Linked DNA regions of Homo sapiens: region 1 is linked to region 2. The links are chromatin loops, found by intact Hi-C in ENCODE. Cell type or tissue: breast epithelium. All regions are shown on one strand. Each heading gives the region's core, and the rest is flanking DNA. Links, peaks and the distances in the headings are about the cores only.

Region 1 (7,587 bases), core at 958-5,957, 130 kb after region 2:
GGAGGTGTGTAACGAGCTATGAAAATAAAAAGCTCTGAATTGGAGTCATTTTGGGGGAATGTTGGAGTGAATAGTGTAACTTTCTCTAAATCTGTTTAGCAGCTCGTGGTAACAATATGCCAAATACATAAATTATGTGGTTACAAAAATCAGCTTTACACCCCTGTAATGTCTATTAACATTTGTATTAATATCAAAATGTGTACATTTTAGAGATTTACTATAAAATACATCAAACTGGATGATTTTTTATTCTTGACATTTACAACATCCTTTCAAGATTTTTTTAAAAAACAATATTATGATTCTACACTCACACCACATAATTCTTTTCTGCATTTTATTTGGTTTTTAAATAACTAAAAATTTTAATTGCTTGAGCTGAAAAACTTTAACTATAAAAGTAGTTTAATTATTCAAACAATGTAAAGATTTAATTAGCATCCTGAATTAGAATGATGAATAATGGCTAATATTCTTTGAGTTCTCCTTAAATGGTAGATATTGTTTTAAGGGCTTCACATGTATTAACTCAATTATTACAACAATCTTATAAAATAACATTATGACTACTTTCATTTTACAGATGTGGCACAATGGGGTTAGTGACTTGCCCCAGGTCACACAGTCAGCGTGATCAGTAGTTCAGGCAGTCTGATCTCAGAGCCTATGTCCTTGTCAGTATGCTGCCTCTCTGCAGTAGCATCCGTTTAGTGAATACATAGTATGTGCCAGGTCAATGCTGAGAACTTTGTGTATCAAATTGTATTTCATATAATCTAACCTCTTTAATATCTCTATAAAGAATGACTATTGTACTCATTTTACACATAAGTAAAAGGAGGCTTATAGAAATGAGGTCATCTGCTTAATTCTTGTTATTTTTTTGGTGCTGCTCACTATTCTGTTGCCTTATTTGGTATCTTTGCTGTTTCTGATGCTTCTGTTGGGGAGGCTCCCAAAATTAAGCCACCATCATGTATATCTCTTTGCTCATTTGGTCTTAGTTATATTGACTTTTTCTCCTCCTAAGTACTAATATACATTCCCCTGAGGTGAAAGGGCTCTCTACAGACAGGACTTGTAATTATTTTATAAGATTGCTCATACAGGCAGAAAAGGATTATTGATCACAATTTATCTAATAGCCAGTTCTTGAAACATTTGAAAGAAAGCCCGAGGAAGTTACATCAGAAGGCACATGAGTGGCACCAGCCAAGGAGAAACAAAAAAATCCTTCCCGACACAAGCTACAAAACCAAAATTATCCCAAGAAAGACTGCCCACCGCTTTATTAGTCCCAATTGCATTTTCGAGACCTCATGATCCAGGCCCTATGTCCATTTTAATATTTTCCTTAGTAGGTCTTTGGGTTAGGGGGAAATTAGATTATCCATGGGGCCTAAACTGGCATGCTAGAGCTTCCAGTGTGTGTGTGTGTGTGTGTGTGTGTGTGTGTGTCTATGTGTGTGTATGTGTACACACGCACACATATACACAGGCACCACAAAGATTTCGTTGTCCTCAGAATTTATTAGAACTCATTATATTTAGATCGACACCACATGAGATCAGAAAATGATTGTATTATGTATAAGGTGAGTTTAAACCTTTAAAAATAAAAATAAAGAAAGCTTTACACTTGTTAACTTCTCAAGTTGTGAATTTTATTTTGTATTTAGTGGCAGAAGATGAAATGATTCCAGAAAAAAATTGTCTTTCTAATAAAATAATTCAATTAATAGCAAAATCCTTTGAAATAAATCATTTTATCATGGTGAAAATTAGGATGAAAACTCATGATCATTTACAGTATTCCCCTTTTTCCTTTGGTCATAGCAGTATTTTGTTACCTAATTTAAAGTGGAACATTGTACCTAACAATTACATGTTTTGAAGTACCAGCCAAATATAATGAAAACTTCTGGATCTTGATCAGAAACAATTAGATTTCTCTCAAAATCACTCCTTATTAAAGATCCGAAATAGTGTCATGGTTTGTCATTACAAAGATCTGGGTTTGAACCCTGTCTCAACCAGTTTCAAACTATGCCACCGGGACACAGTAATCTTGTTCTACATAAAATAGAAATAAAATAATCTACTTTATAGGATTGTTACAAGGAAACATGATAATGCTTGCAAAGGGCTTAGCACAGTGCCAGGCAGATGCAAGCCCACAGGAACCTGTGATGGTGTAAGAACGTGGAAATGACAGTGCTTTTTCCTGGGCTAAAGAGGGTCACGTACATTTGCTGCCCTTCCAGCCATGACCCACACATCTCTGTCTTACCAGTTCTTTGGCAGTGGTTTTGAAGAAGGTCAGAACTCCTCAGAATTCAAAGAACAGCTTTGTGCACGGATGTGACTCTTAGAATTCAGGCTTTCAATGAAGAACACTGCATAAAAACATATTGTTAGCAAATTCCGAAAAGATAGTTCTATTTATCAGATTTTCAAAGATAATGCCACTTGGAAAAAAACTAGTAAACGTGTTTCCAGTTTTCTCATTGAGAATCACCCCTGCATTGTTTCCCAGACCCCAGTGATTCACCACCACCTTTTTAAATAACTTATCAATATTTACATATTATGTTTCTTAACATATTTTCACTTTTAACCCTAAATTGTTTCAATAATCTTGTTTCTGTTTAATTATTATCACCAACAAGAAACCAATATCAACTGACATAATAGAAGTTTTAAAAAGTACGTAATTATTCAAAAGAAGGTCTGTTCATGTCCCCTCACATGGTCCTACATGACATTTATTCCACATTTGGGAAATACTCAACCACAGTATCCTTCCTCACTAGTTTCAGGAACATAAAGTTGATCACAAAAGCTTCCCCACTGGAATCCAGTATTCCTGCTATTCTTTAACTGTAGCATTCAGCCTCTTTATTTTAAAGATGAAGAATATGAAAGATAGAGGGTTTAATAATATGCGCAAGGGACACACAGCTTGTTGGAGGCTCTGTATGATATACTGTGGAGAATGTACAAGAGAAAATTAGTTAACAGGTATGTAGGTATAAAATTCACCACTTCTGTGATTAAGGTCATAAAATGATAAAGCAAACCATAGAATTGTAGGGAATGAGTAAAGTGAAAAATTGTAGAACATAGTAGGACCGAGTCTTTTATATATCATTATTAAACGTGAGTTAATGGGATGGATATACTTCTTAGTTCATTGTTTTCTCATTTTCCCCTATGCCATTTTTGGTATGTGATTGTCTCAAACTGACACCTCTCTTTATATTTAATTAAGTTATATTTGTATTCAGTATCCTCATCGTGATCATGAAAAAATAGAGCTGCACTGGGCACTATGCCCCTAAGTATAATAACTATCCTGTATCTCTTGGTTGGATGAGACTTGGAAAATATTAGCCATTGATTTTTCTATCTCCCTTTCAAAGGAATCCCCACATATTCTTGGATATGGAACATGGCAAAGCCCTATGGGAGACACATGTTTTACGTTAACCTCCCCGCTCCAAAAGAAAGCAGTTGTGTTTGCCTTTCTGTCTTCCTTACCCTTCGCAGTTTCTATTAGTAAATGTTTATCGTTTTTATTCTTCTATGCTTTCCTTATGCTGGCCTTCTAGCAACTGTGAGTGAGATAAAAGAACAGGAGAAAGCTCAATTAATTTATTCATGATTTATCTGCCTGACTTTGAATAAGCTCATGTATCTCATAAGAATTTCAGAGCTCCTCCAGTTTTTTAGTTAGCCTTGAGATTCTGGAACTTTAGGTAGAATTGCAGAACTCGAGAGCCATAGGTATACCAAAACTAAAGAGGGAGCGTCATCTTCCCTTCTAGTCCCTAACTGAATAAGGGATGTTGGCTGAATCATACAACACTATCAATTTGTAGACTAAAATGGCCAAAAATAGGCAATTTTGTATAATTGAGCCTATGGGCAGAGGAAAGAACATTCATTACTACCCTGTAACTAAGGTCACTCAACATGGGACTAGCAACAAGTAGACATTGGTTGCCTATAACATACGGACCTAACTACAGATATATCTAGTTCTTGGAAGCCCAATCTTTTGATAAATGTTAAATCACAAAATGAAATAAGCAAAGATGAGATCTAAGCCAGGCAATCAAGTCTCAGCTCTGGACTAATGCAACGAATGAATGAGAATGTAGCCAATAGCTGTTGCTATATGATGAGTGAGGCTGTTTAACAAATGAATGTGCAACTTTGTAATGTGTAGCCAAGATGTAGCCCCATAGAAAACTACAGTGGAGGGCTATTGAATGTGGCAGACACACACACTAATGCAATGAATATTTTAGGGAGCACTATTGGGTAATCTTGTAGGCTGAGAGGGCACATCATCAAGATTCATTAACACCACTCATAATCCAAGGGAAAATTTCCATGCATACATTATGGGAAAGACTATTGTTTAGGATTGCAGATACACATAGCAGGAGTTGCTTTAGATTGTTTTGGGGGCGAAAGTAATATTTTTTTCAGTATTCAAATATGTCTTACGTAGTTATTTCTGATAAGGAAGAAACATTTGTTAATCCAATAGGAAACCATACTAGCTTAGTTATAAAAATTGTATTTTTTTCACTTACTTTTGCAATTTGATCCAATTGAAAAAGTCATGTATTGTGATTTTTATGACAGCATTCTCACATTTCTATCCTTTAAATGTGTTCATATATTTGGGACTTAAAGTTATATGAGAAATAATTTATTTTATTTTAAATTGAAATAGTCACAGGTATACAGCACAGGTGCAGTATATCAGTGACAATCACTGATTCTCAAGGAAGTGAAGGGAGAAGGAGAGGGCAAGCAGTAAATCCTGAGGAATCTTATGTAAAAGAATTGAAGGACCAGTGAAACAAAACAAGATTTTAGTGGTAACCATGGCAACCTCCATGGATAAAGAAGAACATGACGTTTTTTGGTCATTATTATTATTGCATTTCAACATTTATTGACTGACTGCCTGGATGGGATTGGGGCTAATCAATTTTTTCCTGGGAGGAAAAGAATAAATGGAGATGAGGTTTCCCTAAAGGGAAGCCAATGCATTCTAAGAGCTATTAATGAACTTGGGACTGTCAGATGACAAAGGAACATTAAGTTCTCTCTGTTGTACAGTGGAGAGATTTTTTAAACTTAGAGATTATGTCATATAAGGGACAGTGCCCTGACATTTGTGCCAGAGACATCTGACAGGTGAAAAAGATATATGATAAAATTAGTGATGTGGAACCAAAAAAACGCCAGAGGTTAGATTTAAGATTAATCGAGTTCTTGTTCAGAGAGAGAGCCAATAATTTTTTTTTTTTTTTTGGTGAGCTATCTTCTTGTGGAGTCCCTGGGACAAGATTTGTCTAGTGTAGCAGCATAATTAAAGTTCTGCCCTATCAAAGAACAAGTGTTTAGATACATTCTCTTCTGAACTAGTTTAATGCTTGTTCATACCCAGGCACAAGAACAAAACTGTTACAAAACAAAATAACCCCAGAATAAAAGAAAATGAAAGGCTCCTCTTCCATTCTGGGATGTTGGGGGGCAGGTCTGGAAGATAAGCAGGAAGGGGAGTAAAGTCACTGTTTTTATGTCTGGCATTGGCTTGGGTTGTTTGCCAAATGGAAACTGGGGGAGACCTCAGGAAGCTTCCAGTCATGGTGGAAGTTGAAGCGGGAGCAGGCAATTTGCATGGTGAAATTAGGAGCAAGAGAATTGAGAGGTGGGTGCCACACACTTTTAAATGACATAGTATTAGTATTACTATCTGAATAGACCTCCTTCTCTTGAGCAGGATTTCTTAAATCAATCAGCTGGGAATCTGCTTAAAATGAAGATTTTTGGTTCAGTAGAATCATGTAGATTCAACAGAATTTGTTGGGACTCCAGATTTCTTATTTCTAGCAAACTCCCAGTTGATGCCCAGGATGACTGTATCTTAAATTGTAAGGCTTAATCATGGTTGCACCACAGATCACCTGGGGTGCTTTGAAAATTCTTGCTGCCCAGCCCACGTCCCTAAACCAGTGAAAACAGCAAATCCAGAGGTATCATCTAGGGGCTGAGAACCACAGTAGCTATAGGTCAAAGGTGAACCACAGATACATTGATTTGGCTGACAAAGGTTTCACAACTTTTCTTACACTAAAAACATGGGAAGATCTCACATAAAATCTGTACCTTCAGGTTGTATTAGGCCGTTCTTGCCTTGCTCTAAAGAAATACCTGAGACTGGGTAATTTGTTAAAACAGAGGTTTAATTGGCTCACAGTTCTGCAGGCTGTGCAGGAAGCATAGTGCAAGCATTTGCTTCTGCTGAGGCCTCAGGAAGCTTCCAATCATGGTAGAAGCTGAAGCAGGAGCGGGCACTTCACATGGTAAAAGTAGGAGTAAGAGAGGGAGTGGGGAGGTGTCACACACTTTTAAATGACCAGATCTGGTAAGAACTCACTATCACATAGACAGCATCAAGCCTTGAGGGATCTTCCCCCATGATCCAGACACCTCCCACCAGGCCCCACCTCCAGCATTGGGGATTACAATTCAACATGAGATTTGGGCAGGGGCAAATATCCAAACTATATCACAAGTCTTTGTTGAAGAAACAGTATTTCCACCTGGCTGCCATGTGCTGCAGCTATGGCACTCTGTGCCTTTTATTTCTTGTTTGTTTGTTTGTTTGTTTGTTTTAGAAACAGGGTCTTGTTCTGTCACCCAGGTTGGAGGGCAGTGGCATGATTATAGCTCCTGGCAGCTTTGAACTCCTGGCCTCAAGCAATTTTCCCACCTCAGCCTCCCAAGTATTTAATACTATGAGGCACATGTCACCATGCCTAGCTAATTTTTTAAAAATTGTTTTTTGTAGAGATGTTATCTTGCTATGTTGGCCAGGCTGGTCTCAAACACCTGGCCTCAAGTGATCCTCCTGCCTTGGCCTCCTAGAGTGCTGGGATTACAAGAGTGAGGCACTGTGCCTGGCCCCGATACCTTTTAGATAGGTCATAATCTCTCCAGGTCAACCCTGCCTGGAGAGACACTTTCCCCAGTTCCTCGTTTTTCTTCATGGCAACTTTTCAGGCTCTCAGAGCCCTGGTAAGTAGATGAACTGAACTCGCCTTTTTGTTATCTATCCTCCATGTCTGTCTCCTGCACACTTGCTTTGGTGCCCTCTCCAGAGCATCATGTCATAATGTCTCCTCTTGGATGAATGATTTGTAATGTATTCTTCCTTTAAGTTCTTGACTCACACAGGGCAAAGATACTGAATTGTTAGTTTGAGTTATGTTGCCCACTCATTCTAAGATCCCTATTGAAACACTGATATGGAAAAATACTTGTGTAGGAGTCAGGAGCTAGCCTGTTTCTGCTACTTACTGCTATATTGATACTGAACAAGTCACTTAACCTCTCTGAATCTTAGTTTTCCACATTTGTAAAATCATACAATTTGGAGATTGGACCAAATGTCTTTTGAAGATGCGAAGACAGCATCAGCCACCATTACTCATTCACTTCACAAGCTCTATTTATAGAGTGTTTGCTTACTCTGTGCCAGGCACCCTTGAGTGGAGA
Region 2 (7,587 bases), core at 1,509-6,508:
TACTTTAAGTTTTAGGGTACATGTGCACAATGTGCAGGTTAGTTACATATGTATACATGTGCCATGCCGATGAGTGTGCTTTTCGGGAGTCACATGGAGAGGCTAAAATGCTACTTTTTTGTGGGGATTTTAAACTTCTATTGTTATGCACTGAAAGAGAGTATAAATGTGTTACTGAACAATGTATTTGCAAATATTAGGTGCTGCAGTAAAATGTAAAGAAATTTCCAAGGCCTGATTTTATGCATTTAGATTAATTATTGATGTTTCTCCTAATTCTGCTACTTGAAAATGGGTGTGAAGAACAAACTTGTTTTCAATGCAGTTTTAAAGGGACTGAGTCTTTGGTAGCTTTATGGACCCACAGTCATCAAATTTCTCATCATTTGAGGTTGTTAATCATTATGATAGTTCAAGGAGATTCTGAGTGAATAAGAAATGAAATTCTATTATTATCTTATCTTTGACTGTGAAGATATTTGACCACAAAATATTTAACTGCTTATACATCTCAACATACTCCATTGACTAGAATAATAATGAGTTTAATAAGCTGAAAAGATTACAAAAATGAATAATACTACTTAGCAGCAGTACTTTCTGAAAGAAGGAATGACAGAGGGGAGCAAAGAGGTATGTGTAGTTATTCTGTACATCTTGTATGTGGTTGTGTGGTTTAAATGCCTTTAGTTTTATTTAGAAGTAGATTTTTTTACTTCAGCACTAATTTCTGGGGTGTTTCTATATTCATGTGTTGCATGCATGATTATGTATGATATGTAAAATTATATATTAATTAATAAAGGGCTTAGTGCATAAAATAGATTTGCATGTTTAATTAGACTCTTATTATCTAGAATGGAAAGGCTAGGAAAATGACAATCAGGGAATATCATAAATGTGAACAAGAAAGTTCCACTAGATAACTAACTTTAAAAACATAATAAAAAGAAACATGTAGTACACTTGCACAGTCCAAAACAACCCATGAATGTGTCCTAACAAGTCCATGAGCAAGTCCAGGCAGCCAACTTTGCCACCATGTTGCTCCTTCTGGTTGTTCATCAACATTAATGGGCATCAGTGGTTTTTTGCTTAGGACCGCCTCTCTTACTGGGCACCACTGTCTGTTACCATGAATACTGGGAGCCATCACCTCTGGGTAGCATTGCTATTGCTTCTCCTAAGGCTACTATTGCTACTAGTACTGTCATTTGCTGTGACATTATCCAGTCACTGCTGATGCTTCCCAGTGAAGCTTGACAACAGTGGACTAGAGCCTCCAAGTGCTATAACTTCCAACGGTCTGTGGCTGAATAGAAGCTACCACTTCTCTTCCCTGAGTGCACTTTAATACCTTTAAGGAGTATCTCTGTCCAAATTAAGAGATTGTACTAGATGTATCATTTTTAACCCTGTAGGCAGCAGAGTCACCTAGGATACTTGGGAAACACAGTTTCTTGACTCTACCTAAGACTTTCTGAGTACTAATCTCTGGTGGTAGATTCCATGAGAGAGAGAGAGAGAGAGAGTTTGTGGGGTGTGTGTCTGGGTGGTGGATGGGTGGGTGTGGGTGGTTAGGTGGGTTTTTGTGTGTGTAATATTTGTAACCAGATACTCCAAGAAACATTCACACAGACAACCCAACATTGTTCTCAGACCAAATTTGAGAAACACAAGTCTAGATGGCCTTAAGGGTGCTTTAACTTCGAGACTGCATTTCACTCTGCAGCTTTAAAGTGAAGTTGTGGTAGTCTCATTCACCTTTGAATTTATATGATGTCCATGCCTCCTTTTTGGATGGTATTCTCTTTTGCAGGTTCAGTTTTTGACTTAGACACCTTTGAAACTACTTGAATTAGGGATTATTCTTTGATAATTTGCTGTCATCAAGTGAATTGAGATAAATATACATTCAGAGCATCATTATCAACTTTGAGGAAATGTAGGCACTTGTGTGTTCATGTTGGACACAGGAGGCTGAGATGAGAGGATCATTTGAACCCAGGAGTTCAAGGCTAAAGCGAACTATGATTGTGCTACTGCACTGCAGCCTGGAACACAGAGCGAGATGCTGTCTCAAAAAACAAACAAAAAAAAAGACGAGTAACAAAGAATTATACAAAATTTGTTTATAATATTTGATACCATTAAATTTACAGGTGCATCTGCATAAATGCTGCATTTTGTGCTCAGATAACCAAGGACATGGCAAAAGCTAATCAGCCTAGGAGGCAGGAGGATTACTTGAGCCCAGGATTTCCAAAAATATATATCACTATGATATATCAATTTTTTATTCTATTTTTCTTTTAGAGACTATTTTTGTAATGGTCTGACTTCTTACATCACAATATGTAGAGATCCACTTAGCTCTCAAATCTATGATAGTGTGATTCGTTTAAATAATTGTATGCTTCAGGATGTGATAGAATTGGAGTTTCTCTTATTCCTGAGTAAAGGAAAGAAAAATATTCATTTGAGTTAAAATAAATTAAGATTGTGTAATCTATGTCTCCTTAGGCCACCCCACCCCGGTAAATGTGGGATTATGTGGGCAGTCTACCAAAGACATTTCCCTAGCCCGCATATCTACCTACCACCTGTGGACTTTCTGATCTTTTTGGAGTCTCTCTGACTTATTTTGGGGAGGGTATAGGGTGTGTTTCAACTGTGTGCTCCTGAACAAGTCCCTGTGTTCTCTTAGTCACTGCCAGACGAAGAAGTGAAGAGTAAAATTCCATATTTTTCCATTTACCTATTGCATTCTTGTTTTTATAGATTTTACTTCAATATATACTATAAGCTATACTACATGTAGTTAATATTTTTACTTTAAACAGTCAATAGTCTTTGTATACGTAATAAAAATACAGTCTTCAGTGAAGTGAGCCTTTTCTGGTGTTTCTTTTACACTTATTTCTTCATAGAACACAGAAGACAACTGAGTAATAGTTATCAAAATGACTCTTCTCTTCCAAAAACTGAAGCATTGTTATGAAAGTTAATGCCCCTGACCTTTTTGCAAGAGGGTTTCTTGGTCAGTTGGTATTCTGTTGGAGACAGATGAAAGAAAACCCAGCCTGTATTGACTGAAGCCAAAAGTTAATTTAGTGGTTTTCCTACCTGTAGAATATGAGGACAAGCTGGCTTCAGACATAACTTAGTCTAGAGGCTTGACAGTTATCAAGAGGAAGTAGTTTCTCTGTCTCTGGGCCCCACTCGGATCTTCTTTTCTCATTTATCTCATTATGGTAACAAGATAACGGTAACTGTAGACATAACCAGAGTCTGCTGCTTAGGTCCAGTTGAAAAGAGACAGTGTCTCTCTTCAGCATCAAACCAAAGTTCTGGTCTGAGTCTCCTTGCTCAGATTCTATCATGTGCCCATAACTAAATCATTCACTGTAACCAATGAGAATGGCTACCTTGCAATCAATCACCGCTGAAGCCCTGAAAACTGACCCACCTAAGCCGCAAAACTTAAGAGGAATGGGTGCCCCCCTTAAAAGAAAGAGTGTTCTGTAAAAAGAGGTGAATGGATGTTAGCTAAAACAGATGGCCATTAGAGTGTTTATGAAAATACAGCTTCTTAGTAGCTCATAACATTAGTACCTTAAAAATGTTCAGATGTGTTTAGATTCTAGTGTATTTTTTCATTTAGATATTATTTTTCTTACTCTTATTTTTGCTTTACTACCCCTGACTATAAAGTTGAAGTCCTTGAGACAGTGAATTGCCTTTAAGTGTTTTAAAATCACCCTTTAACAGTCTTGGAGTACTTCTGAGTCTAAAACCTAAAACACTTTGATAATTTGTGGAAACTCTTCTTTTGTGCAAAGCCTTTGTTTAACGTTGTTAGAGTCGATCTCTTTTTTTAGGGGGAGCCTTAAAAAGACAGAGCTGCAACATAGCAGTTATTCAATTCTGTTTTGAATTATCTGCCATATTGTGAAACAGTGGGAAATGAACACAATCTAGAACCACAGCTAGCATTGCTCCCAGACCTTCTTAGTTACTCTGACCCTAAAGTTGTTTGTTTATCAAGCTTGAGGGAACACTTCTGAATTCTAGCTGGCATTACTCTGGGTTTAACATCTTCCATAAATTAGGAAGAACACTGTCCACAATCTCACTCTGCATAACCTCAAGTCTTCATTTTCTCAAAGCTCACTCCTCTTTCTCCTTGCTTCATTGCAGCTCACAGAATGGGTGAGACTTGTCCGATTTTTTAGGACAAGTGACATAGGCCTGCTATTTAAATGAACAAAGAAAGGACGTATTTTCTACATGGTAATTTGTTTAACAGAACTATTCACCTCATTGCTATTTTGGGGAATTAAGAGTACAAAATACCTTTGAATCTTGTTCAATATTAAGTCATGTTTATTTTTAAAGTGAGAGTCATTATTCTAAGTGGAATAGGATTTGGTTTTTCTGCATTGGCCAATAGCTCAAAATGCTATTTTATAATTATATTGGTTCCTTCCAACTGACCTTGTCTATAGATTTGCAAACACATATAGACATTTTACGTTTTATGTTTTTCAGCTATAGCAAAATATTTTCCTTTTCTAGGTCTGCCTATGGGTGTCTACGCACCTTATATCAACATTTATATCTATAAACATACACGTTTTAGCACCTATACTATTCTATATTTTTAAATTTTGTACCAAACTCCTCTGAGACTTATTATGGTTTACACCCAATCCCATTTTATCTACTTAATGATTGGAGCCACTTTTTTATTCTTATTTATTTCTCTAATGAACTTTGGAGGATTGCAATTTGCTAAGTTCTAGGGTACAACTGTGCTCAAGACAGACCCAATCTCTGCCCTCACAGTATCTTGGTTGGTTACATATTTGCTCTTACTTCTTTCTTCCCCCCAGCTTTATTGAGGTATGATTGAAAAACGAAAAAATTATATATTTAAATTATACAACTTGAAGTTTTGATATACATATACATTGTGAAATAATCACCACAATCAGACTAATTAACATATCCCTGTCACCTGACAGAGTTACCATTTTTTCTTTCTTTTTTGTATCAAGAACACTTTAATTCTACACTCTTAACATATATCAAGTACACAATACATTATTGTTAATTAAAGCACATTATAACTAACTATAATTACATTAGCTATCCATATCATATGCATCTTGCATAACTAAAATTTTGTATGCCCTGGCCAATAACACTTCATTTCCCCCTGTTAACCAGCTCCTGGCAACCACCATTCTACTCTCATCTCTATGAGTTCATCTATTTAAGATTTCATTCTATTCAAGGTGAGATCATGCAATAGTTGTCTTTCTATGTTTGGCTTATTTCACTTAACTTAATGTCCTCCAGGTTCATCTTTGTTGTCACAAATGACTGGATTTCTTTCTTTTTTAAGGCTGAATAGTATTCTATTGTGTACCTATACCGCATTTTCTTTATCTGTTCATCCACTGACAGACATTTAGATTACTTCCATGTCTTAGCTATTGTAAACAATGATGCCATGAATATGAGAGTGCAGATATCTCTTCAACATACTGATTTTTTTTGGGGTGGGGGATACCTAGAAGTGGGATTGCTGAATCATAGTTCTGTTTTTACCTTTCTGAGGAACTTCCATGCTGTTTTTCACAATGGCTATACCAGTTTACATTCCCACCAACAAAAGTTCCATTCTGTATAAGAGTTCCGTTTTCTTCACAACCTCACCAACATTTCTGTCTTTTTGATAATAATCATTCCAAGAGGTGTGAGCTCATATCTCATTGTGGTTTTGATTTGGATTTTCCTGATGGTCAGTGATGTTGAGCATTTTTTCATATGGCTGTTGGACATTTTTATGTCTTCTGTTGAGAACTGTCTATTCATACCTTTTACCTAAGTTTTAATAGAGTTTCTTTTTTTACTTATTGAGTTGTATGAGTTCTTATGTATTTTGGATATTAATTCCTTATCAGGTATATAGATTGCCAATATTTTCTCCCATTATAGGTTGACTTTTTATTCTATTGATTGTTGTCGTTGCTCTTCATGAGCTTTTTAATTTGATGCATTCTCACTTGTATATTATTACTTTTTTTCTTGTGCTTTGGTATCATATCCAAAAATATCATGATCCAAATTAATTTCAAGAAGCTTGTTTCTTATGTTTTCTTCTAGTAGTTTTATGGTTTCAGGCCTTATGCTTAAGTCTTTAGTTCATTTTGAGTTGATTTTTGTATGTGGTATAAGTTGAGTTCAATTTCATTCTTCTGTGGTTGGACATACTGTTTTCCCAACATAATTTATTTAGGAGACCATCCTTTCCCCAGTGTGTGTTCTTGGAACACTGTTAAAGATCAGTTGATGGTAATGGGTGGATTCGTTAGGTTGGTGCAATAGTAATTGTGGTTTTGCCATTACTTTTAATGTTAATTAGTGTAATTTAAAGTAATGGGAATACCACAATTACTTTTGCACTAAACTAATACTTCTGGGCTCTTTCTGTTCCATTGGTCAATATGTCTATTTTTATGCCACTACTATACTGTTTTGATTATTATAGCTTTGTAAGATATATTTAAATCAGAAAGTGTGATACCTTCCCCTTTGTTCTTCTTGTTCAATATTGCTTTGAGAGGCCAGGCACAGTGGCTTACTCCAGTAATCCCATCACTTTAGAGGCTGAGACAGGAGGATCACTTGAGGCAAGGAGTTTGAGACCAGCTTGGGCAACATAACAAAACTCTGTCTCTTCAAAAAAATTTGAAACATAAAAAAATTTCCTGGGTATGGTGGCACTTGCCTGTAGTCCCAGCTACTTGGGAGACTGAGGGGGGAGGATTGCTTGAGCCCAGGAGTTTGAGGCTGCAGTGAGCTATGATTGTGCCACTGCACTCCAGCCTGGGCAGCAGTGCAAGACCCTGTCTCTAAGAGGAAAAAAAAAAGGATTGCTTTGGCTATTGAAGGTCTTTTATGGTTCCATATGAATTTTAGTATTTTTTTCTACTTTTGCAAATAATGCCACTGGGATTTTAATAGCTATTACACCAAATCTGTAGATTATTGTGGGTAGTATGGACATTTTAATAATTTTAATTCTTACAATCCATAACCATGTATGTCTTTCCATTTGTCTGTGTCTTTTTAAATTTTCTTCATCAATATTTTATAATTTCCAGTGTGTAAGTCTTTTGCCTCTTAAGTTCATCCTAAGTATTTTATTCTTTTTGTTACTATTATGAATGGGATTGTTTTCTTAATTTTCCTTTTAGATAGTTTGTTGTTTGTGTATAGAACATGACTTATTTTGTATACTAATTTTATACCCTGAAACTTCACTGAATTGTTTTATTAGTTCTAACATTTTTTTTCTTTTTTTGTAGTCTATAGAGTTTTCTACATATATGATCATGTCATCTGCAAACAGAGATAAGCTTATTTCTTCCCTTCCTAATTAGATGCATTCTATTCCGATTTCCTTTCCTTTCCTCTTCTTTTCTTTTCTTTTCTTTTTTGTCTAATTGTCTAATTGTTCTGGCTAGGACTTCCAGTACTGTGTTGAATAGATGTAGTGAGAATGGACATCCATAT

Evidence for each region. Hi-C counts contacts between places; a loop is a spot of excess contacts. Peaks named below come from ENCODE experiments on the same cell type or tissue, not always from the same donor. Only the 100,000 strongest peaks of a DNase experiment are listed, where the experiment ranks them.
Region 1: it touches region 2 in a loop (10-fold over the local background); 2 of 110 quality-filtered maps call a loop at or near these places.

Annotation. Positions count from the first base shown.
Region 1 is chr10:51,414,484-51,422,070 of GRCh38, forward strand. The region is part of intron 2 of PRKG1 (protein kinase cGMP-dependent 1); the gene reads left to right. Among named protein-coding and RNA genes, the nearest start is that of MIR605, 120 kb to the left of the region's middle. In breast epithelium, for the core only: no CTCF peak of the experiment used is centred there; no DNase peak of the experiment used is centred there.
Region 2 is chr10:51,288,159-51,295,745 of GRCh38, forward strand. All of the region lies in intron 2 of PRKG1 (protein kinase cGMP-dependent 1), which reads left to right. Among named protein-coding and RNA genes, the nearest start is that of MIR605, 7.6 kb to the right of the region's middle. In breast epithelium, for the core only: no CTCF peak of the experiment used is centred there; no DNase peak of the experiment used is centred there; H3K27ac peaks cover 970 bases.